Regions from separate parts of the Mus musculus genome. Here all the other regions are linked to region 1. Evidence: chromatin loops called from intact Hi-C (ENCODE). Cell type or tissue: left cerebral cortex. All regions are shown on one strand.

The links. A loop is a pair of places that touch in the nucleus more often than their neighbours do. Peaks named below come from ENCODE experiments on the same cell type or tissue, not always from the same donor. Only the 100,000 strongest peaks of a DNase experiment are listed, where the experiment ranks them.
Region 2: a loop joins it to region 1, with 2.0 times the contacts of the local background. A loop is called at or near these places in 2 of 42 quality-filtered maps.
Region 3: a loop joins it to region 1, with 7 times the contacts of the local background. A loop is called at or near these places in 36 of 42 quality-filtered maps.
Region 4: a loop joins it to region 1, with 3 times the contacts of the local background. A loop is called at or near these places in 12 of 42 quality-filtered maps.

Annotation. Positions count from the first base shown.
Region 1 is chr17:45,474,235-45,482,234 of GRCm38, reverse strand. Spats1 (spermatogenesis associated, serine-rich 1) reads left to right here and starts at 7,297. Exons shown (of 8, transcript NM_027649.3): 1 at 7,297-7,436. The coding sequence starts at 7,421. In left cerebral cortex, CTCF peaks have their summits at 1,611 (motif pointing right), 3,597 (motif pointing left) and 7,311; DNase peaks (open chromatin) are centred at 1,608, 3,579 and 7,314; H3K4me3 peaks cover 1,154 bases; H3K27ac peaks cover 2,296 bases.
Region 2 is chr17:45,622,329-45,630,328 of GRCm38, reverse strand. Capn11 (calpain 11) reads left to right here. Exons shown (of 22, transcript NM_001013767.2): 22 at 1-125. It overlaps Gm52283 (a long non-coding RNA gene), which reads left to right and starts at 3,378. Exons shown (of 3, transcript XR_003952231.1): 1 at 3,378-3,699; 2 at 3,810-4,106; 3 at 4,208-4,566. In left cerebral cortex, CTCF peaks have their summits at 203 and 3,310 (motif pointing right); DNase peaks (open chromatin) are centred at 148, 563, 3,319 and 3,661; H3K4me3 peaks cover 895 bases; H3K27ac peaks cover 460 bases.
Region 3 is chr17:45,548,909-45,556,908 of GRCm38, reverse strand. Tmem151b (transmembrane protein 151B) reads left to right here and starts at 7,232. Exons shown (of 3, transcript NM_001013749.2): 1 at 7,232-7,626. The coding sequence starts at 7,510. Nfkbie (nuclear factor of kappa light polypeptide gene enhancer in B cells inhibitor, epsilon) reads right to left here and starts at 1,209. Exons shown (of 6, transcript NM_008690.4): 1 at 595-1,209. The coding sequence starts at 968. In left cerebral cortex, CTCF peaks have their summits at 4,607 and 6,835; DNase peaks (open chromatin) are centred at 1,267, 4,623, 6,417 and 7,076; H3K4me3 peaks cover 2,797 bases; H3K27ac peaks cover 2,184 bases.
Region 4 is chr17:45,638,591-45,646,590 of GRCm38, reverse strand. Capn11 (calpain 11) reads left to right here. Exons shown (of 22, transcript NM_001013767.2): 4 at 2,719-2,837; 5 at 3,629-3,762; 6 at 3,955-4,123; 7 at 6,705-6,788; 8 at 6,883-6,968; 9 at 7,107-7,181; 10 at 7,359-7,522; 11 at 7,721-7,896. Among named protein-coding and RNA genes, the nearest start is that of Gm52283, 16 kb to the right of the region's middle. In left cerebral cortex, CTCF peaks have their summits at 2,222 (motif pointing right) and 3,562 (motif pointing right); a DNase peak (open chromatin) is centred at 3,609.

The DNA.
Region 1 (8,000 bases):
ATCATAACAGCTTCCGGAAACAAAGATATGAAGGCAAGGTGGTCGTAACAGCAGGGAGTGAATGGTTTTGTAGGGGAAAGGGCATCTTGGTGACCAGCAGGCAAGGAACACCACAAGGTGACACCAAGCAGCAAACCTCACACAAGAGATTTACTGAGGATAAGGGGATACAAAATGGCCGGCTCTGAGCGAGGATGGAGAGTGGCAGGCCAGGTCAAGATGGCTGGCTTTATAGCCGGGTTACAGAGCATGCATGTAGGGGAACTACCGTGAGGGTGGCAATGGTGGAGACACGTTCCATTGGCTGTGAGTGATGGCAGGCTGTCCTCACTGAGCCAATGAAGGTCGTCTGGGGGGTGCTCTGAGGAACCTGGTTTTGGAATGTGGACCAACATATTAGACCATGTTACAACACAGTAGACCAATAGGAAGTCATACCAAGATAGCCATAACATCCATTTTGGAACAAAGGTAGGGTTGCAAAACTTGGCTATAAACAACTTTTTGAAACAAAGGCATGACTGCCATTCTTGAAACAGGCAGTCCAGTACCATTAGCAGTTATAGTTACAGGTAAGGTACAGCCCAGCTCTTGAAAAACAGGCTTAATCATAAAAGAAAGGAACCTAGTTTGTCTTTACTGTAAGCTGGCTTTTAAGCCTAAGATGGAGGCAGGGTTGTTCTTCACATGACGGGAAGCCCTGTGGAAAATTACCCAACCCCATTTTAGGAGCCGGCTAACTTATCTTAGTTTCTGTTAAACTGCCTGTGTGTGTGCAAACCTCCCTGCAGCTGCTGGCTTCTGTTAAACTGCCTGCTTGTGCAAACCTCCCTGCAGCTGCTGAGCGAGACACCAGGACGTTAATTTTGCCTTTAAAAAAAAAACACACCCCAAAACCTTATACTCAATACTCAATACTTGGGGCTACAGTTGGGTCCTCAATACCAGAGTATCGTCCCAGCTAGCTGAATTAAAGACTCTCATTTGGCTACAGACTGTGGTGTTCTCTGGTGGGCTTCCTGTAACAGCAGGAGGGTGGGGGAGTTAATTGTGTTACTTCTGAGTCTGAGAACAGAGAGGACAGGAGGGGTCTCGAAGCTTCAAGCCTCACCCTCAGTGACCCAGTTCCTCCAGTAGGGCTATATCTTCTGCATGTTCCACAACGTTCCCAAACAGCATTTCTACTTGGACGCCAACTGTTCCAACGCCCGTGCTTACTCAGGGCATGACAATGGGCGTGGGCATGGGGTGGAGGCGGATGTATGCTGACAGTTCATATGGCTTCCTCCAGAATGCCTGCTGAATGCCTGCTGAGCAGGGTTAGTGGGTAACCTGGGGTTGTGAGCCCTGCCACAGGCTCGAGCAAGTGGTGTTGGCTCTGCTCATATTCTGCCTCATAATTCAGGGGCCAGGCACATGGAAGGTTTTTTCTTTTTTCTTTTTTTCCCCTGGAGTCAGCATCTTGGTACCCATGTCACCATGTTAACTTTCAAAGGATTGGCTGGTTTGAAAGCCCCAATAACAGTTGTCTATATTTTCTTTTATATTTATTTATTTTATATGAGTACACTGCAGCTGTCAGACACACCAGAAGAGGGTATCAGATCCCGTTACTGATGGTTGTGCGCCACCATGTGGTTGCTGGGAATTGAACTCAGGACCTCTGGAAGAGCAGTCAGTGCTCATCTCTCCAGCCCTATACTTTCTTTTTTCTTTTTGGGAAAATGGATAAAGTCTTGCAGTGTTTGACTATTTATAGCTTCTTATTAGATCCCAGGAAGAGTCTGCCCCTGCTCTCTCTCTCTCCCTCCCCTCCCTCCCTCCCCTCCCCTCCCTCCTTCCTTCCTCTCTCTCTCTCTCTCTCTCTCTCTCTCTCTCTCCCTCTCTCTCTCCCTCCCTCTCTCTCTCCCTCCCTCCCTCCCCTCTCTCTCTCCCTCCCTTTCTCTCTCCCTCCCTCCCCTCTCTCCCTCCCTCCCCTCTCTCCCTCCCTCCCTCCCTCTCTCTCTCTCTGTTTTTCTTTTTTTTTTAATATTTATTTATTTGTTATATGTAAATACACTGTAGCTGTCTTCAGACACTCCAGAAGAGGACATCAGATTTTTGTTACGGATGGTTGTTAGCCACCATGTGGTTGCTGGGATTTGAACTCAGGACCTTTTTAAGAGCAGTCGGCACTCTTAACCTCTGAGCCATCTCACCAGCCCCTCTCTCTGTTTTTCGAGACAGAGTTTCTCTGTGTAGCCCTGGCTGTCCTGGAACTCACTCTGTAGACCAGGCTGGCCTTGAGCTCAGAAATCCGACTGCCTCTGCCTCCCAAGTGCTGGGACTAAAGGCGTGCGCCACCACTGCCACTGGACTGGATGTTCTCTTTAACACTGTGGGTCACTTCAGCACATCTGTCACCCCAGGACTTGGGAAGCAGAGACAGGAAGAACTTCTGCCTAAGTCTGAGATTAGCTTGCATTACACAGTCCCAGAGTCAAAACAAACTAAAACCAAGAACAATAATAAAACGCTATGGATTATGTGATACTTCTGTCCCGATCTGGAGGGTCAAGTACCAATTCCAGGCCACAGAGAAAGTCTCCTCTACTTTCCGTTAATATGTGATGTCAACTCTCGTCCTGCTTGAATCCAGCTTCGTGATCCCCCGTGATCTCTGCCCTTTCTAGCTTGCCCAGAGACGAACCTTCCTTTACATCTATTTTAAGGACATTTCCCCCAGTCACAGGTTTAGATGTTGTCTTTGTTGCCTATGGCTGGTTTCTCATATCCAGCACGTCCCTTCTGGCCCCATCTCCTCTTACCCGGCTTTTATCAGATTAATCTCCCTAGAGCTCTGGGGTCTGGTCTTAGGGTTTCTATTGCTGAGACGAGACACCGTGAGCAGGCAACTCTTATAAAGGAAAACTTTTAATTGGGGATGGCTTACAGTTTATAGGTTTAGTCCATTATCATCATGGAGGGAAACATGGCGGCATGCAGGCAGGCATGGTGCTGGAGAAGGAGCTGAGAGCTCTACATCTTGATCTGCAGGCAGCAGAAGGAGACTACTGTCTACAGACAGCCCGGAGAAGGTAATGAGGTGACAAACACAGCCCTCACTGCAAAGAGTGCTCATGTGAAGGCCTGGGACTGTGGGCTTGTAGTGAGGACCGAGGCTCACTACTAAAACGGTCTGTCTCCTGAAGTCAGAAGATAAACGCCTGCCTGGCTCTTTTATGGCGGTATGGTAAATTGAACTCGGGTTCTCATGCTTAGGGGACAGGCGCTTTACTTCCTGAGCCATCTTACCTGCTTCCAAGTCTGTTTTTTCTTCACCTTTGAGTCTTCCCTGAGCACTATTCTTGGAACACAAAAGGTCTCTCTAATTATGGATCCTGACCTAAGCTGACAGTAAGCTCCACTGTAGATCTGGGGCTGGCTGGCAGCGTTAGCTGGATCTGGGGTAACTTATAAGTTCTTACCCCACTGCAGGTTCAGCAGACTGTGTCATCCAGCACTGATTTCTCAGAGACTCCCAGGAGGCCTCAGCCTTCAGGTTGCGATAGAGGACGGGCATCTTCTTCCCCATGCCTGGGTTTACACTGCCCTCTGGTGGACACCGGTGGTATAGACAGGCCCAGCGATGAATGGCAGTGGGTTTCCTTTTTCTGATATTGAGGAGGGAAGGCTTGCTTTCCTGGAGGGGTTTTGGTGGAGCTGCGAGGCCTCCAACCCAATTTACCTTGCAGCTCTTTGGCGTTAACAAGCACACGGCCTTTTTACCAATGTATGACACTCCTCAGATAATGCCTGGCTCAACTTTCTTTTCCCAGCGTGCTTTGCTAAGACCCATGAGGGAAGAGGGAGAGTTTATCTGATATCTTTCTCCTCGGTGGCCCGGCCGGCTGCTTTTCTCTTATCCCCAGACACCTAATTCTTACTTCTGCCCCAGCTTCTCTCAAAAAGGGGATGGGATAGCAGGGGGTGTGGGAAAACAGAGAACACCATCTGTCTTGTGTTTTGTCTGTCTGTCTGTCCCTGTAGTCTCCCCCTCCCGCCCTGTTCTGTGACTGCCAGGGTCTCAGCTCTGCATGTGGTCCACAGCTCCTGCTTCTCTACCTCACCTGGAACCAAACTCCAGGTCACTGAACTGAGGAAAGCTGGGCCCCATAGAATAGAGGTCAGGGATGCAGGCTCAAGTCCAGTCTCTCTGTTTCTGATCAGATGGCAGGAGCTCCGTAGGAATCACTGAACAACGAGGCCAAGATCTTCCAGTCCTGGCAAACTGAGCCGAGTGGCCAAGCCCAGAGGTCTAGAGTTCTAAAGCTTTTAGAAGCCAGAGACTCACGGCTCTCGAGTTGGAGGTTTAACTTTAACATCAGCGGCTCTGACTGCAGTGGTGGCAGACCAGAGCAAGCAGCAGCAGATGGCTTGCTCCTTTTAGGGTTACAGTTCTTGTACAGGCCGCAGGTACTGGGACCCTTCCTCGTGCAGCAACCAGTGCCATGGGCATTGTTTAGGATGTTGTTATCTTAGCTCTTCATGGTGGGTTCTGTTACAGTTCTCTGGAAACTTGGCCCCTATGGCTTGGCAGCTCTCAGGAACTCTTGGGTTTTCTTTCTTGGTCTTTTGCTATAATCTCCAGTGCTGCTTGCGCCGCCATTGCAATCTTTCTGTTACTAGCTGAGTCTACTCTACTAAGGGAGTTAGGCGAGAAGACCTGGGAAGCTGGCTCAGTCTGTAAAGAGTGTGGAAGCCTGGGTTTGATCTTCAGAACCCATCTTTAAAAGCTAGGAGAAATGTACCTTTAATCCCAGCACTAGGGAGGCAGAGATAAATGGCTTCCTGGGGTCTGCTGACTAGATAGGTAAACTATTCAGTAAGAGACCCTCTATCAAAAAATAGGGCAGAGAGTGATTGAAGAAAATGTTTGCCTTTGACCACCGTCTCCACATGTATGCACACACACACACATGCACACATGCATACACACACATATGCACGCGCACACACAGAGTATGAAAAGATCATTTTCTATTGGCCCTACCAACCACTCCAATCCCAAGACGGTGCACAGAAGCATGTCTCGTACCTACTATGCTATACAAAGGGAGCTTTGTGAACTCTGCTTATATAGCCAGGGGTGCCTGCACCAATCACAGCAGACTCTCATGCAAATGAAGGACTATGTTTGCTCTAGTGGCAGGCTTTCTGCTGGGCTGCCAGGAAAGTGTTCCTCTTCCGATCAGGGGCAAGATCATTTAGAGTTCCCTAGAGCTTTTGAAGACAATGAGTGCCATGCAAGCGGCTGGAAGCAGTCATAGGTGGGGTTGCGCCTCCAAGAGCCAGAGAGCTGCGGTTGTTGGGTTGGTGTGTAACTTCCTCAGAGCGTTCCAGTGCCTGCCACCAGCATAAGGGCAGTCCCCTGGCTGTTTGGATGCCAGTCCTATCAGGGCACTCAGGGTGCCTGGGAAAGATGTAACACCTGTCAACTGGGGAGTCAAGCCACTTAATCTCAGCACTCAGGACACAGAGGCAGGGACAGGCAAATCTGTGAGGTTGAGGCCAGTGTGGTCTACATAGAGAGTTCCAGGCTAGCTGCAGCTACACAGAGAGACCCTGACTCAATAAAATAAAAGTCAAGCCACTCTGGCCCCAATGTCTTAGCTTTTTATAAAGGAAAAAAAATCACATTAAAAGGGATGCTTACAACAGGATTTATCACTATATAAAGGCACTTCAGCTGCAATTAACAGCACTTTAACAATGCTTTGCTCCTGCCCCAGAGAGAGATGGTGTCTTCTAATCTGTCAGTGCCTTTAACCTGTTGCAGTCCCTGATAGGAATACTACTATTTTACAATTAAAATTAATCCTGTGAAACTGACAATATTCAGCTGTTTGATCCCACCAGTGGCCATTCTGACATTACCACCTTCTCATTTTCTTTCTTCCTGAGACAGTTTCTGTGTATAGTTCTGGCTGTCCTAGAACTCGCTCTGTAGATCAGGCTGGCCTTAAACTCACAGAGACCCACCTGCCTTTGCCTCCAGAGTGCTGGGATTAAAAGTGTGTGCCACCACTGTCCAGCTCTGGCTTCTTTTTTATAACCCCAGTGGCCGTCTCCTATTGGATGACTCCTCAGTTAGGGCGTGGCCTGGAGAGGATCTACTCCGTCTAAGCAATATTTGGCTAGCTCAGTTTCAAGATTTCTATACTCCTTCTGTTGTTTCTTTTGCAATCAATGCAATTACTAACAACAGAACCACTCTGTGGAGAGGGTTCAGTGGGTAACGTGCTTTCTGCACAAGCCGAGGACCTGAGTTCAAACCCCAGGACCTACTAAAAGCCATATGGCACATCTATAAGCTGGTGGGACAGAGATAGGTAGTTCCCTGGGACTCCTTGCTGTAACAGTGAACTCCGGGTTCAGCAAGAACCTTATTTCAAAAATGTAAGGCAGAGAGCAACGGAGGAAGACACCTGACATATACAAATGCATGGGCAAGTGAGTCCCTGATACATGTGCACGCACATGCATACAGCACACAAGTAAATATGAATAATTATATTAATTACTCTCTCTCTTTTCCTCCTCCTCCTCCTCCTTCTTTTTTTGTTTTTTTTTTTTTTTTTGAGACAGGGTTTCTCTGTGTAGCCCTGGCTGTCCTGGAACTCACTCTGTAGACCAGGCTGGCCTCAAACTCAGAAATCTGCCTGCCTCAGCCAGCCTCCCAAGTGCTGGGATTAAAGGCGTGTGCCACCACTGCCCAGCCCCCAAACCAGGTCTCAATATAAATTTAGAGACTAAGCTTGGGATGGGGGGCGTTTCTATGTGAGATTTATTAGGGAAAGGGTTAGAAAGATAAATTTCAGTCTATACCATGGAGAGAAAGATAGCTTTGTAAGGGTGGAACTTGGGAGTGAATCTGTTTTCTGGATGACCTTGAACGAGCCTTTGTTCAAAGTCAGTTTTCTATTTTGAAAAACGCAGCTGGCTGCTGAGGCAAGACAGCATCCAGCAGGGCGCCTGGCCCAGAAAAAGGAGCGGTAAGTGGTGGGTGAATCCTGTCTAATCAGGATGCCAATTCTACACCGACATCTGCAAGCTCTGTAGAGGGTGCACCGCACACGGCCACCCGAGGTGACAGAAGTAGCAATGACAGTTGTTGGAAAAGAGCCGCAAACTAAAACAAAATCCTGAGGTTCTGCAGCTCTGAGGTCTGAGACCTCCATCCTCAACCCAGGCCGGAGCGCCGGGTGCAGGAAGATAGGTGCGTCAAGAGTAGCGCGCCAGCTCGCGGGAAGTGGCGCGTTGTCCTGGCAACCCTGGACCGAGCCTTGCAGGCGGTGGTAGACGCCCTTGCTTTCGCTTTGCATCCTGGTATTTGGCAGTTCCGCTGCCAGTTGGTGCGTTGATCTGGGCCACATCCTCCATGGAGTCTTCCAAGGGTAGATGAAGGGCTTCCCCCAGGGAAGTAGGGTGGGACTCAGAGGTGGAAAGGAGACCCAAGGACGGGGCGGGGCGAGTACTTTCGGGAGCCCTGAGTCAGGAGGAGGAGGAGTGGGCAGGACATTCAAACCCGTGAACACCGCTAGGAGGTCCAGTGAGATTTAGGTTTTTCCCTTGCGCTGCCTCTTGAATTTCAATGACTTATGGGGTCTGTTGGTTTTGAATGATAGCCTTTCTAACAAGCACCTTTTGGGTCCGATTGCTTTTCACTGTGTGAACTGGTGAGCCCATGAATACTGGATATGGCAATCCCGTCCGCCAACTTCCCTCTGTCTCAAGAGCGGCCTGTACTAGAGAGCGGCAGAAGGTTCCAGAGAAAAGCGACTTGGGCATGACTAAGGTGGAAAAGAAATACAATTGAGTTCTGGGAAATCAAAAGGTTGGATGGGTGTATAAGCTTATGGAGAGAAAAGGTTTATTGGACTCATAGCTTTATAGGTTTTTTTTTTTTTTTTTTTTTTAAAGACTAAGCACTGCTACCTCATATGTAGCCCAGAGTAGCC
Region 2 (8,000 bases), 150 kb before region 1:
TTCAGCTTAAGTGTTCCCGCGTGCTGTCAACTCACACCCGCCTCCTAGCCCGCCCTCTTGTCAGGAATTCCATCGCCTCCCCGCGCCGCGTCGTACACATTATTCTAATAAAGAGGACAAGGTTATTTTCCCACTTAATTCTTCAATACCAAAGAGGGGCTCTGCAAATGTGCTTGTCTACAAATTACTAGGGGGCGCTGCAGGGTTACAGGATGTTAAACGCAGCTCAGCCCCAAGCTTTGAAAACATTAGGAACTCTTAGATGCGTTGAACGTTGTGGGGTGGAGGGGCGCCACTGAGCCAATGGCCAGCGAAGCCTGACCTGGGGCTGACAAAGCCAAGAGGCCACAAGGCTTTGAGGTGCCTTTGTCCTATTTTCCCTCAAACTGCCCCTCCTCCAAAGACCGCACCGCAGGGGTCTCAAAGATCAGAGGACAAGCTCCAGGTGTGTGTGTTGGGAGTGGTGGGGGTGACCAACGCCTTTAATCCCCAGACTTGAGAGGCAGGTGGATCTCTATGAGTTCAGGCCAGCCTGGTCTACAGAGGGAGTTCCTAAGACAGCCAGGGCCCTGTCTTGGAAACCAAACCAAACCAACCAACCAAATCAAAGGACAGGCAGTTAGTTGCAAGAGCCAGCTGGTAGACCACACAATGAGGAGTCCCTTCTGGTAGGCGACTGGAGGTCTGTCTTCCGGCTGCTGTACGGGCTCCGGACTGGCTGGGTGGGCTGAGAGCAGCTGGTGTTTCTCCATCTCATCTCAGGACTTGGATTGCAGATGCGTACCCCCTTATCTGGCTTTTTAAAGTGAATCCCTGGGTCCCAACCATCAGGCTTGAGTGGCAGGCCATCTTCCTGGTCCTCGCTCTTCCTTCTCTTATAGAGCCAGTAATAATGCCACCATAGGACCTTCCTCCCGTGACTCAGCCTCCTAGATAAGGCTTCCCTTAGATTAAACCACTTCCCTTAGATTAAACCTTCGTTCCACAGAGCAATCAGGATACTTCCTGCCTCTGTGTACAGCTTCCTAGGGACCGGTGGTTTCTGTCAAATTCTGCAAATTCCCCCAAATTCTGGCAGTTAGACAAAAGCCAACATAGGTCAGGAACTTAGGAAGCCAGTCCCACCTCTGCCAAGAGAAGCCTTTCCCCTTATCACTAACAGAGGGAACAAGTAGCTACCTGCGGTGTTTATTAGTATACCAAAGTTCCCTGAGTGTCACACGTGTCTGTTACACATTGCAGAGTCCATGTCTGCATCCTGGCTCCTCTCAGCCCTTCCTACACCTGCTCAGTCTTATAACCCTGCTATTTTGACTCTCTCTCTCTCTCTCTCTCTCTCTCCACTCCAGTCTTTTGCCTGTGTTCTCCTGGTCTCCCTCCTTCTCCCACCTCTCTCTACCGGCCATATTCAATCTTCTCTCTCTCTCTCTCTCTCTCTCTCTCTCTCTCTCTCTCTCTCTCTCTCTCGTCCCTACAGTAAAAACCTTCCCTTAATCACACCATGGAGCCGGGCAGTGGTGGCACACGCCTTTGATCCCAGCACTCAGGAGGCAGAGGCAGGCTGATTTCTGAGTTCGAGGCCAGCCTGGTCTACAGAGTGAGTTGCAGGACAGCCAGGGCTACACAGAGAAATCCTGTCTCGGAAAAAAACAAATAAATAAAAAAATAAATAAATCACACCATGGACCTGATCTGTCGTCTGTTTATATATACACAGTTTGCAGTTTCCTGAAGAGCAGAGCCTACTGGGACAGACGCTGTGCAGACAGCTGGGATTGCCATCCTTTGAGATCCTTTCCCAGTGCTCCAGCCCTACCCCTTCTCTGTCACTCTAAAGATCAATTTAGTCAGCTTGTACAGAGCTGCCTCTTCCCCCTCTCATGGCCACACCCGACTGACTGTCCCTTGAGGAATTGGTTCCTGTCCCTCCAGCCCTTTGTTTTCCTCTCCTTTGCCTTGTGATCAGTCACACTCTCCAGGGAGCCTCTGAGCCTATTCTCCACATGACTCTCTCCCTACAGAGCTCATCTCCCTAGGGATGGCAGGACATCCCAACAGGCAGTCTTAGAGAGGTTCTAAAACTAACAGGTCTTTTGAACTTTCAAAAGGTCTCAACCAAAACAGGGCTTGGTGGCGCAGGCCTTTAATCCCAGCAGGCAGATCTCGGCCAGCCTGGTCTACAGAGTGAGTTCCAGGACAGCCAGGGCTACACAGAGAAACCCTGTCTCGAGTAAATAAACAAGCAGGCAGAGTGAGAATACTTGACCCTTGACATCAGTAAGTATTTGCCGGCAATAGCTGTATACAGTTTGTGTTAAAATACAGAAAACAAGACACGCCATTCTTCCTTTGACTCCATCCCAGTGGGTTCATATGGCCACTTATGCACCTCACCGCCCTAGGAGGTTTTGTCCCCACTGTGGCCTCCCAAGGATGTGTCCCCACAGGCTGTTTGACTACATTTCTGCTCTTCCCCCTTAGCCTAGGGCACAGAGATGTCAGCCTACACCACTCGTGAGCTGACTTTGATTTGAGTCCCTGGCAATCTAGATTTCATCTCTTGATGACCAACTGCCAATTTTCCACAGATGTTGCCCCTCCCCCACCCCCTTTCTCTTTCTTTGATGTCAGAAGAACAACTCTACCCTGCTTCTTGCCTCCCTCAAAGTATCACCATTGTTCAGTCTTTTGGTCTCTGAGAAAGTGGGGTCTGGAATGATCTGGAAAACCACATAATACTAGGTAGCACTTAAAAGCAATGTAGCACTTAAAAGCAATGAGCTCAAATGCGATCCAGTCTGGAAACAACCAGTGTAAAGAAGCAAAGAGAACGAGCTCACTCAAATGAAATTTTACTTTATTTCAGTGTGGCAGAATATGTAAAACACAGAGTTTATTATTTTATGAGCCAGCAAGGTGGGCTCAGCAGCAGGGGAAGGCAGTTGCTGCCAAGTCTGACGATCTGAGTTCGATCCCCAGAACCCTTTATGGCAGAAGGAGAGAACTGAATCCCCAAAGTTTCCCTCTGAGATCCACCGAAGCATTAAAGTACTAAATCCACAAAAATTGTTTGGCTGCCATCATATAAGAAATTGCCATTTTAGCGCTAAACACAATGTATTGTGGTGTGAGAGAGAGACAGAGACAGACTCAAGTTATGAGGCTTGGCAGCAAACGCCTTTACCTCCTGAGCCATCTCCTCAGCTGGCCACTTAATATTTAATACTTCTTCAGTGTTGGACCAACTTGAAACAGAATCAACCGGAAGACTGAAGCTTTCCCAGCAGAGGCAAATGATTCCCACGTAGTCCTCTAGATGGCGGTAGAGAGTTCTATCGCGCTCTTGTCTGACGTTTCCTTTCCCTTATGCCATTGGGTACTGCTGGGAGTCAGCAGCTGCAACAGGTTCTCAGAAACCCCACTTATGCTGCGGCCGAGGGGTCCTTCTGAGAAATGATGCCATGCGACAGGCATAAAAGGAGGCTTATTGTGGGAAGGGAGGAGATCAGGGACCTGGTAAAGGGGTAGAGGCAGAGAAAGGGGGAAAGGAGACAGAGAAGGACCGAAGGGGAGAAAAAGAGAAAGGCCGGCCAAGAACACGTGGGAAGAGGAGGAAGGGGTCTGGGGTAGCAAGCAGTGCTTCTATCCACTGTACTTGGCTCATACCTGGAGGCGAGTGATGACGCACGCTGTTGCTAGGTAACTGTTGGGCAGAGCTTATAGAAATTGTCTATAAACCAGTACACTCTATACTTTCTTATATATTTTAAAAGACTTATTTTTCTGTATGTACCACTGTGTGTGTGTAGGCCACGTGTGTTGCAGGTGCCATCGGAGTTCAGAAGAGCGTGTCCGATCCCGTGGAGTTTTAGTTTCAGGCAGTTGTGGGTAACGTTACCTGACCTGGGTGCTGGGGACTCAACTCTGATCCTCAGCAAGAGCAGGACAGAGGAAGAGAGGAAGAACTTAACCTCCGCGCCATCTCTCCAGTCTCCTGTATTGGCTTTTTTGCCTCAACCTCCTGGCAGTCCTCTTGCCTAGCTTCCTGGGTGCTGGTATTCGAGGCACGAACGACCATGCTCAGGCACTTAGGAGCTCATTAACAGGTGTTTCCAATCTTTTGACACAATGAGACAACACTGTACCTGTTTATGTCATCCCAGTGCTAATATTTCTTTTTTTTCCTGTCTCCCTTTTTCCTTTTTAGATTTTATCCAGCTGGGAGCAGCCAAGAGTTTATATAAACAGCTCAGCATTGCAAACCGAAGCCCAAATACCAAGAGAAGCCAGAACCAAGAACACCAGACGCCCTTAGTAGGCACTCAAGAGCACCAGCCTATGTCTAGCTTATTTGGCTTCTCCTCGGGCTCGTTCCTCTGGCCTCATTAGGTTCAAGTGATGAAGCCAGGGTCTGCTTTGAGATAACTATTGTTGTGGCTAGACTTGCCACCCAGATGGCTTCTAAGGTCCTAGAATTCAGTCACCCCTTTTGCCCTTTGAGTAGCTTCTTTTGTTTGTTTTGTTTTGTTTTTCGAGACAGGGTTTCTCTGTGTAGCCCTGGCTGTGATGGAACTCACTCTGTAGGCCAGGCTGGCCAGAACTCAGAAGTTCGCCTGCCTCTGCCTCCCAAGTGCTGGGATCAAAGGCGTGTGCCACCACTGCCCAGCTTTGAGTAGCTTCTTTAGGATCCATTTGTGGTAGTCACATGTCACCATAAACTTTGGGGAGTCTCATCTGGGGTTCCACAAGTTACCAAAGAAAATTGGGTTCCCCTTTTGGGAAGTCTTAGTCTCAACCATAAAAGGATTTAAGAACCAAATTATAAGGAAACTCTGGGTCAGTCTTATTAAAGGTTAAAAGAGAGCCTCTGGGCAGGCAAACTAAATCTTGAGGCCATTTGGAGAAGGAAGAGGACCAAGAGGAAGAGAGACACCCACACCTCTGGAAGCCATATTACAAGAGAAAACTTCTGGGAAAGAGCAAGAAATTCTTAAAGTGAGTGGGCTTTGGCCAGTCTTCCAAAGAAATAGAGAAGAAAGACAAAAGTAAAGGTGTTCTGACAAGCTGGATGGCTTAGCAAAGATGGTGGATCTCAAAGTAACTGCTGGGTGCAGGTATTCCTACAGGTGGCTGGAGAGAGACACACCTGTGGTTGTATGAGCATTAAATTCCCTACCTAGAGCCGGGCGTGGTGGTGCATGCCTTTAATCCCAGCACTCGGGAGGCAGAGGCAGGTGAGTTGAGGCCAGCCTGGTCTACAAAGTGAGTTCCAGGACAGCCAGGGCTATACAGAGAAACCCTGTCTCGAAAACAAACAAACAAAAAATATTCCCTATCTAGGGTGGTATGCAAGCGCTTCCACCAGCTGCTGTCTGTCTCCCCAGAGCTTCAGAAGCAGGGCATGTGGCGAACTTTTTGCAGTATTCCAGTCTGTTAAAGGAGTAATGGTAGCCGAGTGTCTCCTTGCAGCCTAGATGAGAAGATACATTTGGCTGTGGCTTAGGGTTCATTTTCTATAAGCTGTCTCGAGTTTTAGCTCATCTTTGTTCTTAGCTTTTTATTTGTTTCTTCTTTATAAAATTCTAGGACCACTTTCTTTTCTTTTCTTTTTTGAAAATAGGTTTATTTATATTTTATGTGTGCCTGTGCTTTGTCTACGTGTCTGCCTGTGTACCTGTACATGCAGTGCCCATAGAGACAAGAAGGGGCTTCAGGTCCTCTAGGACTGGAGTTACAGCTGGTTGTGAGCTGCCTTATGGATACAGGGTCCACACCAGGCTCCTCTTCAGCAGCAGCAAGTGCATTTAACCCCGCCTCTCCCTCCTTCCTTTTGTTGATGGGGGGAAAAAATCCCCAATTTGACTTCAAAGGGAATAAAAGAGTTTATTTTGAAACCAAGTATGATTGACCATGGTCTGGGAACCCAGGCCTAGGTCACTCCAAATTCCATGCTCCAACGTGGTAACAGTTGGATAGGGTTTTCATAGTAACAGAAAAAAGAAAATTGTAACAGAGTGATGTTTGTTTGTTCCTTTGTTTGAGGACAGAGTTTCTCTGTGTGTAGCTTTGGCTGTCCTGGAACTCACTCTGCAGACCAGGCCGGCCTCGAACTCAGAGAGATGAAAATGAAAAGTCGGAGGAGATGGCTCAGTGGTTAAAAGCACTGGCTTTAAAATCTCTTCCAAAGGACCTGGCTCCCATCCCCGGCACCCACACGATTATTCAGACTTCTCTATAGCTCCAGTGCCACCAGGCACACATACAAAGCACATACATGCAGGCAAAACAGCCATGTACATAGTATTATACTTCTTTGTTGTTGTTTTTGAGATGGGGTGTACTTTCTGTAGCCCTGGCTGTCCTGGAACTCACTCTGTAGTCCAGGCTGGCCTTGAACTCACAGAGATTCGCCTGCCTACGCCCCCTGAGTACTGAAATTAAAGCCTTGTGCCACCACCGACCGGCAAAATAATACATTTTAAGAAGTCTTAAAGAAATGAAGGCCGGGCAGTGGTGGCACACGCCTTTGATCCCAGCACTTGGGAGGCAGAGGCAGGCAGATTTCTGAGTTCAAGGCCAGCCTGGTCTACAGAGCGAGTTCCATCACAGCCAGGGCTACACAGAGAAACCCTGTCTTGAAAAAACCAAAAAAAAAAAAAAAAACCAAAAAAAAAAAAAAAAAAAAAAAGGAAATGAGACAGTGTAGTATCGTGTAGGCTCAGATTTTTTTTTTTTTTTTTTTCTTCCGAGACAGGGTTTCTCTGTGTAGCCTTGGCTTTCCTGGAACTCACTCTGTAGACCAGGCTGGCCTCGAACTCAGAAATCCACCTGCCTCTGCCTCCTGAGTGCTGGGATTAAAGGCATGTGCCACCATGCCCGGCTCGGCTTAGATTTTTCAAAACCTACTTTTAATAAGGATTCTCAAATGCTTCGACCCCCTTCAGTATCTATTTTTATATGCAAAATACAAATATTGTTTGTTTTTATTATTTTGTATTTATGTGTGTTGTATCATATGCAAGCCTGGTCAGTGCCCTCAGCGATCAGAAGACCATAACAGATCTCCTTCAAGTTAAGTTACAGATGCTTGTGAGCCACCATGTAGATGCTGGAGAATCACCTTGGTCTTTGGAAGAGCCAGTGCTCTTAACCTGGCTGTCTTTTCAGCTCTTAATTAATTTTTTAATCCTGGTTATACTATAAGATTACTTAGCCGGGCAGTGGTGGCACACACCTTTAATCCCAGCACTTGGGAGGCAGAGGCAGGCAGATTTCAAGAGTTCGAGGCCAGCCTGGTCTACAAAGTGAGTTCCAGGAAAGCCAGGGCTACACAGAGAAATCCTGTCTCGAAAAACAAAACAAAACAAAATTCCTTAAAGAAATCACCTGCACTTAAGGTTTAAAAGGTCCTGAATGCTGCTGTTCAGAGATTGATGTCTTTCTTCAAATTAGGGTAAGATTTATCCCAAATCTTTCATTGAGTATCCATAGCTAGAATAAATGGAGTTAAAAATCTGTTAAATATCTGAGCATATTATAGGGCCTTTTACCACCATAAGATTGATGTATCTTAATACTGGTGTGGCTAAGATATGGCCCATGAAAAACCCATTTTCTTTTTTTTTTCCCTTTCCTTTTGTATTCTTCTCTCTTTTTAAGATTTAGTTATTCTTTTATGTATATGAGTACATTGTTGCTGTCTTCAGACACACCAGAAGAGGGCATGGGATCCCCTTACAGATGGTTGTGAGCCACTATGTGGTTGCCTGGGAATTGAACTCAGGACCTCTGGAAGAGCAGTCAGTGCTCTTAACTGCTGAGCCATCTCTCCAGTCCCTCTTTTTTTTCTTTTGAGAGTCCATCTATTTTTATTTTATGTGTATGGTCTATGGGTGCATAGACACACTTGTCTATGCATGCAGTGGTCGTCGAAGTCAGAAGATAATGTCGGATCCTCTGGGACTGGACTTACAGAAGGTTGTGAGCCACTCTGTGGCAGC
Region 3 (8,000 bases), 75 kb before region 1:
GAGGAAGTGAGCTGGGGCAGCCAGCTGCCTATCCTGTTTGTTGGGGGCAAAAATTCTCAGTCTAGTCCCTCTTTTGGAACCACTTTCAAATGGGCATCCAGGTAGCACCGTTAATCCAGGCTTCCTGAGCTCAGATGACAACCTGTAATCCTGGTGTAGTCTTTTTTCCCCCCTCTGGTTAGGGTGTTCTGAAGTTAGGCATTGGTATCCCAAATATTGAGCAAACAGGGACATTCCTTCCCCCAACAAGAAAAACAAAAACTGAATTGGTTGCGGGGGAATTCCTCTTCCCAGGAGTGGGTCACTAGTAGATTTTCAAGACTGTGGCTGGTGTTCTAGGTTACAAGGGCACTGCTATCCTGTCCACTCCCAAAAGAGGTGATGATGTCTGGTTTTTGGTCTGAACCTGGCTACAGCTTAAAAGCAAGTTGCAAGTTAAGTTTGGAGTTTGGAGAAGGAGGCTGGCCCTTCCAGGGCAGGTGCTGTGAGGGTCTATCCTCTCGGGTGATGAAGTGGTGGTGGTAGCCCAGCCAGTTGCAGCTCGGAGGGGGGCTCTAACTGAACATCTTATCTCAGCCTAGCCAGTTTACTCACGTGTCTCCATCCTCAGAGATGTATGTGAGCGCCTCGAGTTGCTGAGGGCTCAGCACCCCCGCGGGGGGCAGCGGCGATCCTGGGGCGGGAGGGCTTGGATCCTTGGCTTCGGGTCTCTCCAGTAAGGGGAAGGATTCAGTGAGAGAGGAGGAGGCATAAGTGGAGTCCGCTCGCTCTCCATCCGCATCTTCTTTCTCTGGTTCCTTGTGGGTCTCCGGAGCATGTCTCCAAGGCTGTGGGCAGCCGCTTTGGGATGATCCGGAGCCTGGGGCCGCAGTAGGTTCAGGCAGGGAGCGTAGAGAGCGCAGCGACTCTATGCCAGAGTCACACTGGCTATCATCCGCCTCGTCCGGCCCCTTCCGCGCATCCGACATGCCGGCCGCGCCAGCCCGGGGTCCAGGGTCCAGCGGGATCTAACTCTGAGGTGTGCAAAAGCGAGCTTTTCCGGGTTTGTGTGACCGCCTAACAGAACCAGAGTCACTCTCCGAGCGGCTTCATTACCTGCCTGTGCAGGCGCGGGGAGCGGATGAGAAAAGCGAGAGGTCCAGGGCGCCGGCCAGGTCCACCGCAGCGGGTGCTTTGGGCAGCTGAACGGTCCCTAGTTAGGTCTTCTCTGTCGCCCCGCCCCCGGACCCAAGAAGTGGCCCGCAGCCACTGCCACGCCCACAGCCCCGCCCTCAAAGGAGCTTCCGGGTAGAGCCCCGCCCCTCCGGAATCCCCCTGTTTGCTGCTTGCGTAGGCAGGGAGTCTCTGGTTACCAGTCTTGACTCACTCCTGCGTGGATTGTTTCGCCCATTCATTCATTCACTCATTCTTCCCCTTCCCTTTTATTTCATTCACTAATTCCGTGCATTTGTTTGTTCCTTCTTTTTAGTTCCGTGGTGTCTTCATTCATTTATTCATTCAATTGTTTAAAAAGTGTATTTTTAAAAAACTTTTCTGCATAAACCGGCTACTTTGTGGGGAGTTTGTGTAGGTTGGTGGTGGTGGTGGGGTGTCTTAGCGTTTCTATTGCTGCAATGAAATACCCTGACCAAAAAGCAAATTGGGGAGAGAAGGTTTTATTCGGCTTATACTTCAAGATCATAATCCATTATCAAAGGAAGTCAGGACAAAACTGAAACAGGACATGATCCTGGAGGGAGAAGCTGATGCAGAGGCCATGGGGAGCGTCTTGCACACTGGCTTGCTCCCCATGGCTTGCTCAGCCTGCTTTCTTATAGAACCCAGGAATACCAGCCCAGGGATGGCATCATGCACAATGGGATGGGGTGGGCCTTCCCCATCAGTCACTAATTAAGAAAGAGGCTTACAGCTGGATCTTATGGAGGCATTTTAACCGAGGTTCCCTCTTTTCAGATGACGCTGGCTCCCATCAAGTTGCCTGACTAGCCAGCACAGATGGGGAAGGGGTGGTGATGGTGGCTCTGCTTGCTATCCTCTGCCTATTTTTTTCTCAACTTCTCTTGCCTTTTCACTTATTTTCAATCAGTGCTCAGGGGGATTGGTAAGAGAGAGTGCATCTATTATCTTCAGGGGAGCAGCTTTTCCCTGGGAAACCTTCATAGACAGTTCTGGGTCAACTCCCCTGATGATAGACTTGGCAGGAGGATGTGATCTGGGGAAGTGGGTTTTCTAGGGAGGACTTATCTCACAAGCCTTGGTGGTCATGGGGTTTCTTCTTCCTTGCAGGGTGTGCACTGGCCTTTGGTAGGTACAGGAGATGGCTGCCCCCAGCAGTCAAAGAAGTTTAGTTCCTCACAGTGGAGCCAGGGTGGGGAGGCCCCTGACACTACTGAAGTTTCCACCCTAGCCCTGAAGTCTTTCCCCTCCCTTCTTGCTTTTCTTCAACATGACTAGGGTTTGAGAGAACACCACCCACAGGCGATCCCTGAGATGGAGCATCTTGCTGCTCTTTTCTTGGGGCTAGCAATGCCCTTAGAAGACCATTGCCAACCATAGGAACAGCTTCATTGCATCCTTGGTACTGGGGGATGGGGGAGCTAGCAGAGATAGCTATTATGAGCCATTCTCTTCTGCCTCCCCCCCCAAAAAAACCTTATTTTCTTCATCCATTCACTCGTTTGCAAACATATGGAGCCACTCTTGAAAATGACCCAGGTTCAATTCCCAACATCCACAGGTGGGCTAACAACCATCTGAGATCTAATATGATGCCCTTTTCTGACCTCCACAGACACTAGATATGAACAGATGCAGGCAAGACACTTATACACATAAAATAAAAATAAAAAATAAATAACTCTTATTTATTTACCTTAGTTTGTCAAGACAGGGTTTCTCTGTGCGCTCTGGCTGTCCTGGAATCACTCTGTAGACCAGGCTGGTCTCGAACTCAGAGATCCACCTGCCTCTGTCTTCTGAGTGATGGGACTAAAGGTGTGTACCACCACTCCTTTAATAATAAAATTCCTTTAAATAAAATGTTTGAAAGTTTCTGGCAATCACAATGTAGAATGTTTGTCACATAGTAGGGCCAACTACTTATTCAGTGGGGAAAGAGACAGAGTTGGTTCAACTTGAGCTGGAGATGGCGAGGGAAAGAGTTGAGGAGAGCCTCCTCTCCTCCCAGGAGTCAATGCTGTGACCTTAGCCAAGATGTGTAACAGTGAGGACATGGAACCTGAGGAGACCACCCCCTGGAGCCAGGCAGGAGCCCCAGTGGAGGGAACAGGACACCAACCCAACTGCAAAACTTTCGACCTAAAATTTGGCCTGTCTAAAAGAATTGTAGAGACAAAGATGGAGCAGAGACTGAGGGAATGACCAACCAATAACTGTCCCAATTTGAAACCTATCCCATGGGCAAACACCAATCCCGAACACTATTAATGACACTCTGTTATGCTTGCAGACAGGAGCCTAGCATAACTGTCCTCTGAGAGGCTCCACCCAGCAGCTGACTCAGACAGAAGCAGACACCCACAGCCAAACATTGGACTGGTCAGGGACTCTTATAGAAGAGTTGGAGGAAGGAGTGAGGGCCCCCAAGGCATTGGCAACCCCACAGGAAGACCAAAGTCAACTAACCTGGACCCTCGGGAGCTCTCAGAGTCTGAACCATCAACCGAAGAGCATACATGAGCTGGACTGAGCCCTCCCCCGCACATATGTAGCATTTGTACAGCTCAGTCTCCATGTGCATCCCCCAACACCTGGAACAGAGGCTGTCCTTAAAGCTGTTGTCTGTCTGTGGAGTCAATTTCCCAATAGTGGGAGAGGATGTGCCTAACCCTCTCAGAGGAGAAGGGGATGGGGGAGGACTCTGTGGAGGTAGGACCTGGCGGGAGGCAACAATTGGGATATAAAATTAATTAATTAAAAAAGAAGAGCATCCTCTCGATTGCTCACTGCTCTAAGTCCCCCTGGAGGACTAGCAAGATGTGCTGGGCTTAAGGCAGGCTGGAGTCATGACAGGACAGCTAGGGAACTGAGGCAGCCATTAGGAATGTAGCTCAGGGATAGATGCTGCTTACCCGGTGAATGTATTTTAGCTTTGATCCTTAGTTCTAAACACTCCCCCCCCAAATCAACACGCTGAGCAAAACAAAGAATAACTGAACAGACAGACGCTCCTTTGGGGTTAATGTGACTTCAGAATTTTTCAACGTCCTCTCCTGTATGCACCCCTTCCATTCTCAAAATCTAGAGCAAATGTATAAACTACGGGTTAAAAAAAAAACCAAAAAAACAAAAAAACAAAACAAAACAAAAAAAAACCAAACCTGCCCGAGGCCCAGAGAAGTTAGCTGGCTTGCCCAAGAACCCATAGTTAGAAAAACAGAACTTGCTTTTTTTGACCTAATCCTATGTCTTATAAGTTTTCTTCATTGAAACTCTTACCAAGGTCTAAACATCATCGATGGGGGAACCCGACTTACAGGAGTGCAAGGGACCACTTTTCTAATTCACAAAGAAGCCACATTTAAGGATAACTATTTCAACCCGACTGGGTGTATGGGCCTGAGCCCTAACAGGTGTGTGGCAATCCCTGCATTGACCATATGAGGTCAGCATTGAGCCACCGACAGCCTCAACCAAAGTGCCTATACTCTGACAGGAAGCCTGTCACTCCAGGAGTTAGAAGAAGGACCCAGTGGCAGTGCTACCTTTGACTCAAGCTGCAATGTGGTCAGGCTCTGACTTTTATTAACATCAGCCTTCTGCCAGTGGCGCTACCCAGCCCCTCCCTCCGTGCTGGGTGCTGGTGTTCTCTGCCTCTCTTTGGATAGCCCTACTTCCCACCCCTGCCCACTGCACTAGGCTTATCTTCAGGGAAACAGGCCCAGTTTCCATGGTGACCAGGCGGTCAACTTCTTTCACTGCCCCCTCCTTTCAATCCCCCATTCCCTGGCGCTTCCAAGGAAAGATATTGTTTATGACCAGAGAAGATGGGAGTAGTCTCTTGGGAGTTCTGAAGTTGACCAAAGGGAATTGTCCTTTTTTTTTTTTAAAGATTTATTTATTTATTTTCTGTATATGAGGACAGTGTAGCTGTTTTCAGACACACCAGAACACCAGAAGGGGCATTAGATGGTTGTGAGCCACCATGTGGTTGCTGGGAATTGAACTCGGGACCTTTGAAAGAGCAGTCAGTGCTCTTAAGAGCTGAGCCATCTCTCCAGCCCCAGGAATTGTCCCTTTTACAGCTGTCCTCTGTTTGAGGTCGAGTCCCCTGAGAGACAGACAGTAATGGGCATCAGGGGGAAGGCAATAGCCAAATGGAAAGTATGAGTCGTTCATGTAGGTTAGGAGACAGCATAGAGTCCTGTGTTGGGCCTTCTGTCTGTACAGGGAAGACAGAATGTGGTGAGACAGGCTGAAACCAGAGTGAGGGGCTAGAGTTGGCTGCGAAGCAGTGGGCTGGAGCCACTAGAATGAGGTATCAAGATTTCTCTTGTGTCATGGGTGGGAAGGAGAAGTTTTCCCTTCTGGAGACTCCGCACGTCCTGTTCAGGGAGAGAACGGACTTTTTGATCTAAAGAGGGTCATTCAGGCTGACACTTCAAAGCAGTAGGTGAATAGAAGACCATCTGTTCTCTCTGAGGAGGGAGGAATAGGAAATGGGGCGTGGAAGCAGAAGCACTGGGGTGGGGGGAGCAGGCAGAGGTGGGGGGATACAAGGAGTGGCTTTCCTGATCCGAAGAGGCAAGGGGAAACCTGGCACCTCAGTATGCTTATTTCCTAACCCCAGAGATCAGATATGATATCAACACTGCCTCAAGGTCATCCCCTGCTCCAAAGGAACTTCTGGAATTGGGAATTGAAGCTAGTTCTTCCCAAATGCTAGACAAGTGTTCTGTCACTGAGCTATCACCCCAACCTACTACCTAACACCCTTTTTTTTTTTTTTTTTTTTGGACAGTGTTTTGGTATCTAGTCCAGGCTGGCCTTAAGTATTGATCCTCTTGTCTCAGATGTGTGTCACTTCCCTTCACAAAGAGAAAGCTCTGAAGTCTAGGAGTCATCCTGTGGGTGCTGGCAGGTGGTTCCGTAAGCACTCACTTGTCCTCCTCATGCCTTGGTCTCCTCCGGGTAAGGAAGAACAGTTACTGTCTGACAAAGACCCCAGTAACACAGTGGGTTGGCACAGTGACTATTCACACCCAGAACAACCATTGCCCGGTCTTTATCACAATCTATTATAATGACTGGTTTGCATGTCTTCTCCTCAACTAGGCTGTGCCTTTTGAAGGTAGGAAATTGCATTTTATTTCTATACATGACATACAGTAGGTGCCGAGTACTTGTTTACTTATGGATACACCAGGAATGCACGCAGGCAGAACACTGCCAGTCTCTTGTGTGTCTTAGTCAACGCAGGGAAAAGCAGCAGTGGGTGGGCAGCATACAGGGCCTGGCTACTGGCAGTCACTCAGCTTGCTGTGGTCTGTGACTTGACCTCCCTACCTCGGCAGACTAGTGGACTTTTTCATTGTACCCGGGAGGAACAGAACAAGGGCTTAGAGAGAGAAAGTGTTTGTCTAAGGCCACACAACTTATGGCAGGGCCAGAATTAAGAGTTAGGACTCAGGTGTCCTTTACACCCCCCCCCCCCCCCCCCGTTCTAGAGAACTGGATGCACTTGATCGCTTTTCTGGGGCTGCTCTTGGGAAGGAGGGAGAGCCTCCCTGCGGCTCCTCTCTCTGCCCTCCAGTAGTCCTTTCTTGGATTTAGCTTCAGCGCCTCTAGAGTCCGGCTTCTGCCTTAACCCTTTACCATACAAATTAGGAATAAGGGTCTTCCCTAAAATGTCCAGACTCATTCTCTTCTCCCCAGCCTTCAGCTTCAAGGACTTGTGGGACCAGAGATGGGAGACCGACGCTGCTTGATCCTCCCGCTCGCCAGGGCCCTTCTAAGAGGACAGCTGGAGAGGAGTTGAGGCTGAGATCTTCCCAGAAGGGGCAGGCGGAAGGAAGATGCGGTGAACAGGGCCGAGAGACAGAAAGGGTGCGGGGAGCCCCTGTTGCTTCTCCCCTTTAGCGGTGTGGTGGTGGTGGTTATTAGGAAGGCTTGGGGGAGGCGGAGTTTGGGGGGCTGGGGGCGGGGCTCTGATGCACTGGGAGGAAGAGGGGGGGCGCGCTGGCTCCAGCTCGGCTCAGACAAAAGGCGGCGGCGGGAGCGGGCGGGAGGCGGAGCGGCGCCGCGAGGGCCTCAAGGTGACACCCGCCCCCGGCCCCGGCCCCCCCAGCCCGGCCCCTTCAGTCCGCCCTCCCACCCATCCCCCCATCTCCAGCCTCCCCCGTGCCCTTTCTAGGCCCCCTCCCCCCGGCGGGGGGTGGGGAGCAGAGAGGGCCCCGCCCCTCGCGCCCCCTCCTCAGGACCAGCGCAGGATGCCCCCGGCCCCTGGCAGCCCCCCGGGAGGTCCTGAGCTCAACGCGCCCCCTCTACGCCATGTCCCCCCCTGGCTCGGCCGCGGGAGAGAGCGCCGGCGGCGGCGGCGGCGGTGGCGGCTCCGGGGTCCCAGAGGAGCCCATGGCATCGGCGGACGAGGGCCCCGCCCGAGAGGAGGTGAGAGCCGGCGGTCCCCGGTTCCCCCGTACAACCGCGACCTGGCCCCCATCCCCCGCACCTCGCGCGGTCCCCGCCGGTTCCGCCGCAGAGCGGCCGGCGCCCCGCACCCCGAGCCGGCCGCTGCAGCCGCAGTCCAGCAGCATTGCCCCGACCTGGCTGCCCGCGCAGTCCGCTGTGGCTAGGAAGGGGCCGTGTCGGGGGCGGGGCTCACGGGGGTCCGGGGCAGGGGGAGGGGCCCTGGGCGGAGCCTCGCAGACCCCCGGCTTAGCAGAGAAGGGCTAGGCCATCCCCCAGGTGAGGATGGTGGGCGGCATCCCACCTTGAAGGCCGGGAGGGAGGACTGGGAGTGCTCGGAGGCAAGAAGAGTGCCT
Region 4 (8,000 bases), 160 kb before region 1:
TGGGGACACCACAGAGCCCAAGAATTGTCCTGTATCAGAAATTTGGACCTTTTCTGTGGCTATCTGTAAACCCCACTGACTTAAAGTTTTAAGTAGAAAAGGATATGCCTTTTGTAGCATGGTAAGGTCTTTATGGCACAGGAGGATGTCATCCATGTAAAGGAGCAAAATTAAAGAGGGGAACTGTTTCCTCACTGGCAAAAGAGCTTCTTGCACATAAAGTTGGCACATTGTAGGACTATTGGACATCCCCTGTGGTAAGACCTTCCATTGATACCTCTTATCAGGTTTAGCAGAATAAGCTCTCTGACCCGTTAACAAGTCAAAAGTCCAATCTCTCTGCTCTGGAGTTAAAGCAGCAGCGTTTGCTCGGGCCTGCGCCTGTGCCGCCTCCTGCCACAGAGCTCGCCATTCCACATATTTGGCCATACTAGGGAGAGCGGCTTTTGCAACCGTCTGCCAATCAGCAGGCGTTAGTGCCATACCAGCGAGCCTGTCTAACTGCGCCAAGGTAAAATTAGCATTGGTTCCGTATTTACGAACCGACTCGGCAATTTCCTTAATCTGTACGTATTCTACCGGAGCGTGGACACGCCCACCCTCGGCTCCTTCAAAGACTGGAAATGCCTGTTGTATTTTCTTTTGTTCCTCTCGGGGAATGAATGAGTCTGCGCACTGCCTCTCTGCGCACTGCCTCTCTGCGCACCTCTCTGCGCACTGCCTCTCTGCGCACCTCTCTGCGCACTGCCTCTCTGCGCACCTCTCTGCGCATTGCCCCTCTGCGCATTGCTGACGCACTACGCAGGGCGGGGGCTCCGCATAGGGCGGACCTTGAAACCGACTGCCGGGAGGTTGAACAGTACGCTGACTTTCGCCAGCCGCTTTTGGCTTTTTTCTTGACCAATTAGCTGGCTGGTAATGGGCTGCTTCTTCCTCCCAGTCTGTTTCCTCAGAGGAGGATTCTTCACTTGCTTCAGAGCTACTAAGAGCTGGCTTCCTGAGCTCATCTAGTGACGAGTATCTCCTAGAGACCTCCGCTAATCGATCTTTTTTCTTCTCCCTTTTTCCTCTTTTTCTTCTAATCTCTCTCCAGGTATTCCTACCTAACCTTAACTTTTCCTCGGGTTCAAGACCCTTGGAAAGGCCTGTATACTTATTTTGTGTACCATACTTCCTCTTTGTTCCTACTCTCTCTCCCCGCTTTACTTCTGATAGATTGTCCTGAATTTCCTCTAGAATTTTCAGCCCTATCTTAATCACTTGATAGCATGTGAAAAAGAACAAAAGGGCTCCTAACACCAGAAAAAATTCAAGGCCAAACATACTCACTGGTACTCTCGTTCCCCAGCTGAAAAGTTCTGAATTCATACAGTTGAATCCTTCTTAACAGTCTGCTTTACGGGAACCTTTATCACCGTCGTTCCCCAGCTGATGAGTTCTGAATTCGGCAGTTGAATCCTTCTCAACAGTCTGTGTTACGGGAACCTTTATAAACGTGATCCGCAGTTCTGGTTCTGAAATGAAGTATCCCTCCTGCGCCAGTCCGGAGTTTTTTCTCGTCCCGGATTTTCTCGTCCCGGAATTCGGCACCAATTGTTATTCGTCGCGTTCTCACGACCGGCCAGGAAGAACACAACAACCAGAATCTTCTACGGCAAAGCTTTATTGCTTACATCTTTTTGGGGCCAGAGTGTAAGAAGCAAGAGAGAGAAGCAAGAGAGAGAGAAAACGAAACCCCTTCTATTTTAAAGAGAACAACCATTGCCTAGGGCGCATCACTCCCTGATTGGCTGCAGCCCATGGCCGAGCTGACGTTCACGGGAAAAACAGAGTACAAGTAGTCGTAAATACCCTTGGCTCATGCGCAGATTATTTGTTTACCAACTTAGAACACAGGATGTCAGCGCCATCTTGTGACGGCGAATGTGGGGGCGGCTTCCCACAGGCCTCGAACTCAGAAATCTGCCTACCTCTGCCTCCTGAGTGCTGGGATTAAAAGCGTGTGCCATCCCTGCCCGGCTTCTTTTGTTTTTTTTTTTTAAGACAGGATTTCTCTATAGCCCTTTCCTTCCTGGAACTCGATCTGCAATCCAGGTTGGCCTTGAACTCAAATATCCACCTGCCTCTGCCTCCTGTGTCCTGGGATTAAAGGCATGTACCAGGCAAGATTTTCCTTCTGAATTTTGTGTGTATGTGCATGTGAGTGCAGTGCCTGTGGAGACCAGAAGAGGGAGGTGTCAGATTTCCCCTAGACCTAGAGTGACGTGTGGTGGCAAATTACCTGCTATGAATATTGGGAACTGAACTCAAGTCCTCTAGAAGAGAAGGTGTACTCTTAGCTGCTAGGCATCGCTCCAACTCTTGAGTGGTTTGAGACAAAGTCTCACTCTGTACAACAGGTTGGTGGCAAAAGAACTTACAATCCTTTTAGCCTCCACCACCCAAACGCTGAGATTACAGAAGTGTTCCAAGACACACCTTGGGCCTTTGGCCACTACTGCAACCTGTGCACAGAGTAGGAATGGGGGCCACAGAGAGAGGTGAATGGATATGTTCAACAGATAGGAGCCTGTCCTGACAGCAACCAGGATGCTGTGCAGCCTAGCCTAAACTCCTCCAAACCAAAGCGTGTCACCCTGGTTTGTGACTCCCTTGAGTCTGGGACCTCCACACATGTGAGGCCGCTCAAGGGGCAATCCCTACCTGCCTGCCTTTAAGGGGACTGCTGGCTCCTGGCTGCCATTGGCTCCCTTACCACCTGCCCCAAACTGCTGTACCGTGTGGTGCCCAGAAATCAGAGCTTCAAGAAGAACTATGCTGGCATCTTCCACTTTCAGGTAAAGGGAAGACCTGAAAGAGAAGGAGGGAGGGGTGGAAGGAAGGAAGGAGAAAGACAGGAAGAGAGGAAGGGAGGAAGGGAGGGGGAGAGAGATCATGTATGTACTTATTTTGACACTGTTTGGGAATACTTTTCAACTAACTTTCAGAGAAATATCTGCTTATGAAAGCTAATTTTTTTAAACTCTAAAGAAAATAATTAGCTGTTTGTGGCTCTCTTCCTGTTCTCTCTCTCTCTCTCTCTCTCTCTCTCTCTCTCTCTCTCTCTCTCTCTCTCTCTCTCTGTGTGTGTGTGTGTGTGTGTGTGTGGTCCATGTGCCTGCATCCACAAATGCGCATTAGGCACTCCTGTGTACATGAAAATCTCCACCATACAATTGGTATAACCTGGATGTTTAACCGATAACTGATCAGGGGAAAGACAGGAAGGGAGGATGGAGGTGTGGAAAATAGGGAGGTATTTTAAGATTTTAAGGCTTTTGTTGACTTTCCCTCGCCTGTTCTAAAGAATGACTGGGCCTTGGTCAAGATGGTTTCGTGGATGAGTGTACTTATCCCCAGGCCTGGCAACCTGAATTTGATCCCTGAAACTTGCATGGTGGAAGGAGAAAAATAACAGACAGATATCACACACACACACACACACACACACACTATACATATATACCTTTTTTAACAAAAGAATTCCAGTTTGAGTAATTGTTGCTGGTATGTTCTTGTCCTGACCACGAGGGGGCGCTCTAAGGACAGATCTCCTGTAAGCAGACAAATGTCCCCTTGCCACCCACAGCTTTGGCAGTTTGGGCACTGGTTGAACGTGGTCGTGGACGACCGGCTGCCCACTAGGAACAACAAGCTGGTATTCGTGCACGCCTCCCATCGCCAGGATTTCTGGAGCGCCCTGCTGGAGAAGGCCTACGCCAAGTGAGTTGCCCAGGCCAGGAACCAGGCTGGCCTTGAGCTGCCTGGCTTTGGCTGCCAAGGAAGGTGGGCTAGGACACTAACTGAACCAGGGGAGGAGACAGGCCACGATAAGGCATGCCTCATTTCCCTCACAATTCTGCCTGACTGTTCACCCCAACTGACATCTCCTAACAGCGCCCTATCTGCCTGCAGGCTGATCGGATCCTACGGAGCGCTGTCTGGAGGCAGCACTTTGGAGGGTTTGGAAGATTTCACAGGCGGCGTAGCACAGTGCATTCCGCTCCAGAAGCCCCCTGGCAACATGCTAAGGCTCCTCAAGAAAGCCCTGGAGAAGTCTTCCCTCATGGGCTGTTCCATTGAAGTAAGCCAAGCTGGGTCTTGTTGGATATTGTCGCTCCCCACCCCGACCCCAAGGCTCTTACCCCGCAACGACTCATCACTAGCTACCCCTTTCTTGAACTAATTTTTGTCTGCCTGTAGTGCAGAATGACTGTTCTCACCGGGCACAGCCTCCGAGTTGTTTCGACTTTCTCTTTCTGTGACCCCTTAGTAACTCATAATGCAAATTTTCATAGCTTGTCTTCTCAAGGGAGAAGGGAGAAGGTTCCAGAAAGGCAGTGACCTTTTTTTTTTTTTTTTTTTTTTTTGGCAGTGACCTTTATGGGATGCATTCACTATTGGACCCTGGGACTGTGGACGATACCCAGCATGCATTAGGCACTCAACAAATATTTGTTCAAATAAATAAATGTACCCAGAGTGCTTCCATGTAACCGCGGTTATGGGAGCGGGGTATTTATTTCAGGCAGAGTAGAACTTACTCTTCGCAAAGCCTGCACACAGATGCTTGCTTCTGCAGGCTGTACTCGTAATAGCAAAGAAAATCGGAGTTAGTTGCCTTTCTGCGGGTGACTCAATTAAGTTAAACCAATTGATTCTTTTTTCTTTCTTTCTTTTTTTTTGGTGGGGGGCTTGGGGGGTTCGAGACAGGGTTTCTCTGTATAGCCCTGGCTGTCCTGGAATTCACTTTGTAGACCAGAAATCCACCTGCCTCTGCCTCCCAAGTGCTGGGATTAAAGGTGTGCGCCACCACACCAGGCTAAACCAATTAATTCTTACATGCCATAGAGTACAGACAACGACAGCCCCTAACAATAGGGGCCTCTCTATGACCTTCTTGTAATGACAGCATTGTCCTGGAGTATTAATGATGGTCAGGGGAGGAAGGAGAGGATGAGGGGACCCTGGACACAAAGGCCCTTTAGAGATGCAAGCAGTAAAGAACCTGGCCCATAACTTTGGTGACAAATCCATGAAACTACATCTGTGATAAAGCTGCACAGCCAACTGCAAGTGACCAGGGACAAAGCTAGGAAGAAGGGGCTGGAGAGGTGGCTCCACGGTCTGCTTTTCCAGAGGACCAGGGTTCAATTCCCAGCACACATGGCAGCACACAGCTGTCTGTAACTCCAGTCCTAGGCGATCCAAACCTTCTTCTGGCCTCCATAGTGCGCAGACACACACAGCCAAAAACACTCACACACACACACACACACACACACACACACACACACACACACACACACACTTCATAAGCTAGAGGGAGATATGCAGGCTGCGTCAAAACCTGCATCCTGGTGCTTGCTTTGTTCTGTGAGCTTTTTGTTTTGTTTTGTCCTCTTACCTGTTTACTTAGGCTTTTGGTTTTGTTTGTTTGTTTGTTTGTTTGTTTGAGACAGGGTCTCACTATGTACTCCTGGCTGTCCTCAAACTCAGAGAAACTTGCCTACCTTCACCTCCCAAGTGCTCTAGGCTTACTCCTATACATTCAACTTATAGTACAGCATTGCAAAACATTGGAAATCCGAACTAGGGGAACAAAGGCTCTTCCTGTACTACTGCGGGTGAATCACCAATTGCTTCCGAATCTAATGTACAGGAGCTGAGGAGACGGCTCAGTAGGTGTTTCCTCTCCATGTGAGATCTAAATCTCAGCCGGGCAGTGGTGGCGCACGCCTTTAATCCCAGCACTTGGGAGGCAGAGGCAGGTGGATTTCTGAGTTCAAGGCACAGCCTGTTCTACAGAGTGAGTTCCAGGACAGCCAGGGCTATACAGAGAAACCCTGTCTCAAAAACAAACAAACAAACAAACAAACAAACAAACAAACATCTGAGTTCAAATCCCCTGCACCCACATTAAAACAAACAAAAAAACAAACAAACAAAAAACCCAGCAGGGCTGTGTGTGCCTATAGCCCCAGTGCTGAGCATAAAGACTTGGAACTTGCTGGTCAGCCTATATATCCCAAAGCAATAAGCTTTACCTTCAGTGAGAGATTATGTCTCAAAGTGTAACTCCAAGTTCCCCAGAATCCAATGCCACCTTCTGCCACTCCTAGGGTACCAGACACACATGTGTATCAGACAAACATGCAGCAAAACTCTCATAACACATAAAATCAAAATAAGCATTTATTTAAAAAATACAGAAGAGATTCAGTGGCTTTCTTTGGCCATCTCATGTATTCACATTCACCACACACATGAGTGACATCTATAGTCTCTCTCTCTCTGTCTCCTCTCTCTCTCTCTCCCTCTCTCTCTCTCTGTCTCTCTCCCTCCCTCCCTCCCCCCATCTCCCTTTCTCTCTCTCTTCCTTTCCCTTCTCCCTCTCTGTGCCAGTGTGTGTGTGTGTGTGTGTGTGTGTGTGTGTGTGTGTGTGTGTGTGAAGTATAAGCAAGGTGTAGTGTCTCATGTCTATAAACCCTCAAGAGGCTGAGGCTGGAGAATCACTCTTGGCTACATAGAGAATTTGAAAGCCTCTAGGCCATATTAGACATGCCCTCTTGTAGATATAATATTCGTGTTACAAATCACATAAAATGATGGCTGTCTTAGGATTTCCAGGCCAGATCTTAAACACTCTCCCTTCTTTTCTGTAGGTCACAGACAATAGTGAAGTAGAAACCATGACACATAACATGCTGGTGCGAGGACATGCTTATGCAGTGACTGGCCTAGAGGATGTGAGTACAAGCAATTGGCCTCCCTTAGAAATCACAGGTATGGGAGAGCCACCCCCTGCCCAGGTCCTGAGCATCCATGCCTCTCTGCCTCCAGGTCTACTACAGAGACAAGTTGGAAACTCTAATTCGGATCCAAAATCCTTGGGGTCGGGTTGAATGGAATGGAGCCTGGAGTGACAAGTAGGGGACCAAACACACAGCAGGGTTCCTGTGGAAGCCAACGTCACGGGTGGGGCCAACTCTTGTCCCCAGTGCTTCGAGGTTTCATAAGAACTCTGAAGGTGGCTGCCCTTCCCATCCACTGTTTTTTCTTGGCAGAGCCACAGAGTGGGAAGAGGTGAGCCCAGATGTTCGGGTACAGCTGCTACACAAGAAGGATGATGGCGATTTCTGGTCAGTGTGGCTTGGAGGAGCCTCAGACTCCCCACAGGCATCCCTCATCTCCCTACAATCGCCTCTGTGTGGTGTGCCTCGGGTGAGGAGGTCCTAGGGTCCCTTCACAGTCAGGTCAGGGCCCGTAGGTGTGGCTGTGGAGTGTACTGACAGCGCTGTCCGTCCTCCCCTTCCCAGGATGTCCTATGAAGACTTCATGAGCAACTTTACACTGCTGGAGATCTGCAACCTCACCCCGGATGCCCTCAACACCTGGGATTACAAGAGCCGCTGGCACTCCACCTTCTATGAGGGCAGCTGGCGAAGGGGAAGCACTGCAGGGGGCTGCAGAAACCACCCGGGTAGGCGAGGGCAACCTGAAAACTAGGCCTGGGCAGGAAGTCACAGAGGCAGGGTGGATGAGGGCACAGTTTGTGGAATGCCACGGCCCTCAGGAACCCAGGCAGGAATGGCTGGAATCTCAGGGCACCCAACAAGGGCCCAGTCAAAGACAGAAGGCCCTGCCCCAGCACAACCACCTTGACCTGGATCTTCCACAGAGACGTTCTGGAGCAACCCCCAGTTCAAGATCTCTCTCCCGGAAGTGGATGACCCAGAGGATGACTCTGAGAAAAACGAAATGGTTTGCACCTGTCTGGTGGCACTGATGCAGAAGAACTGGAGACATGCTCGAGAGGGACCCCAGCTCCTCACCATAGGCTTTGTCATCTTCTCGGTGTGTCCCCGGGATCCCCAGCCACCGGTGCTTCCCCTTTGGCTCCTTTTCCTCCTCCTCCTCCTCCTCCTCCTCCTCCTCCTCCCCTCCCCCTCCCTCCCCCT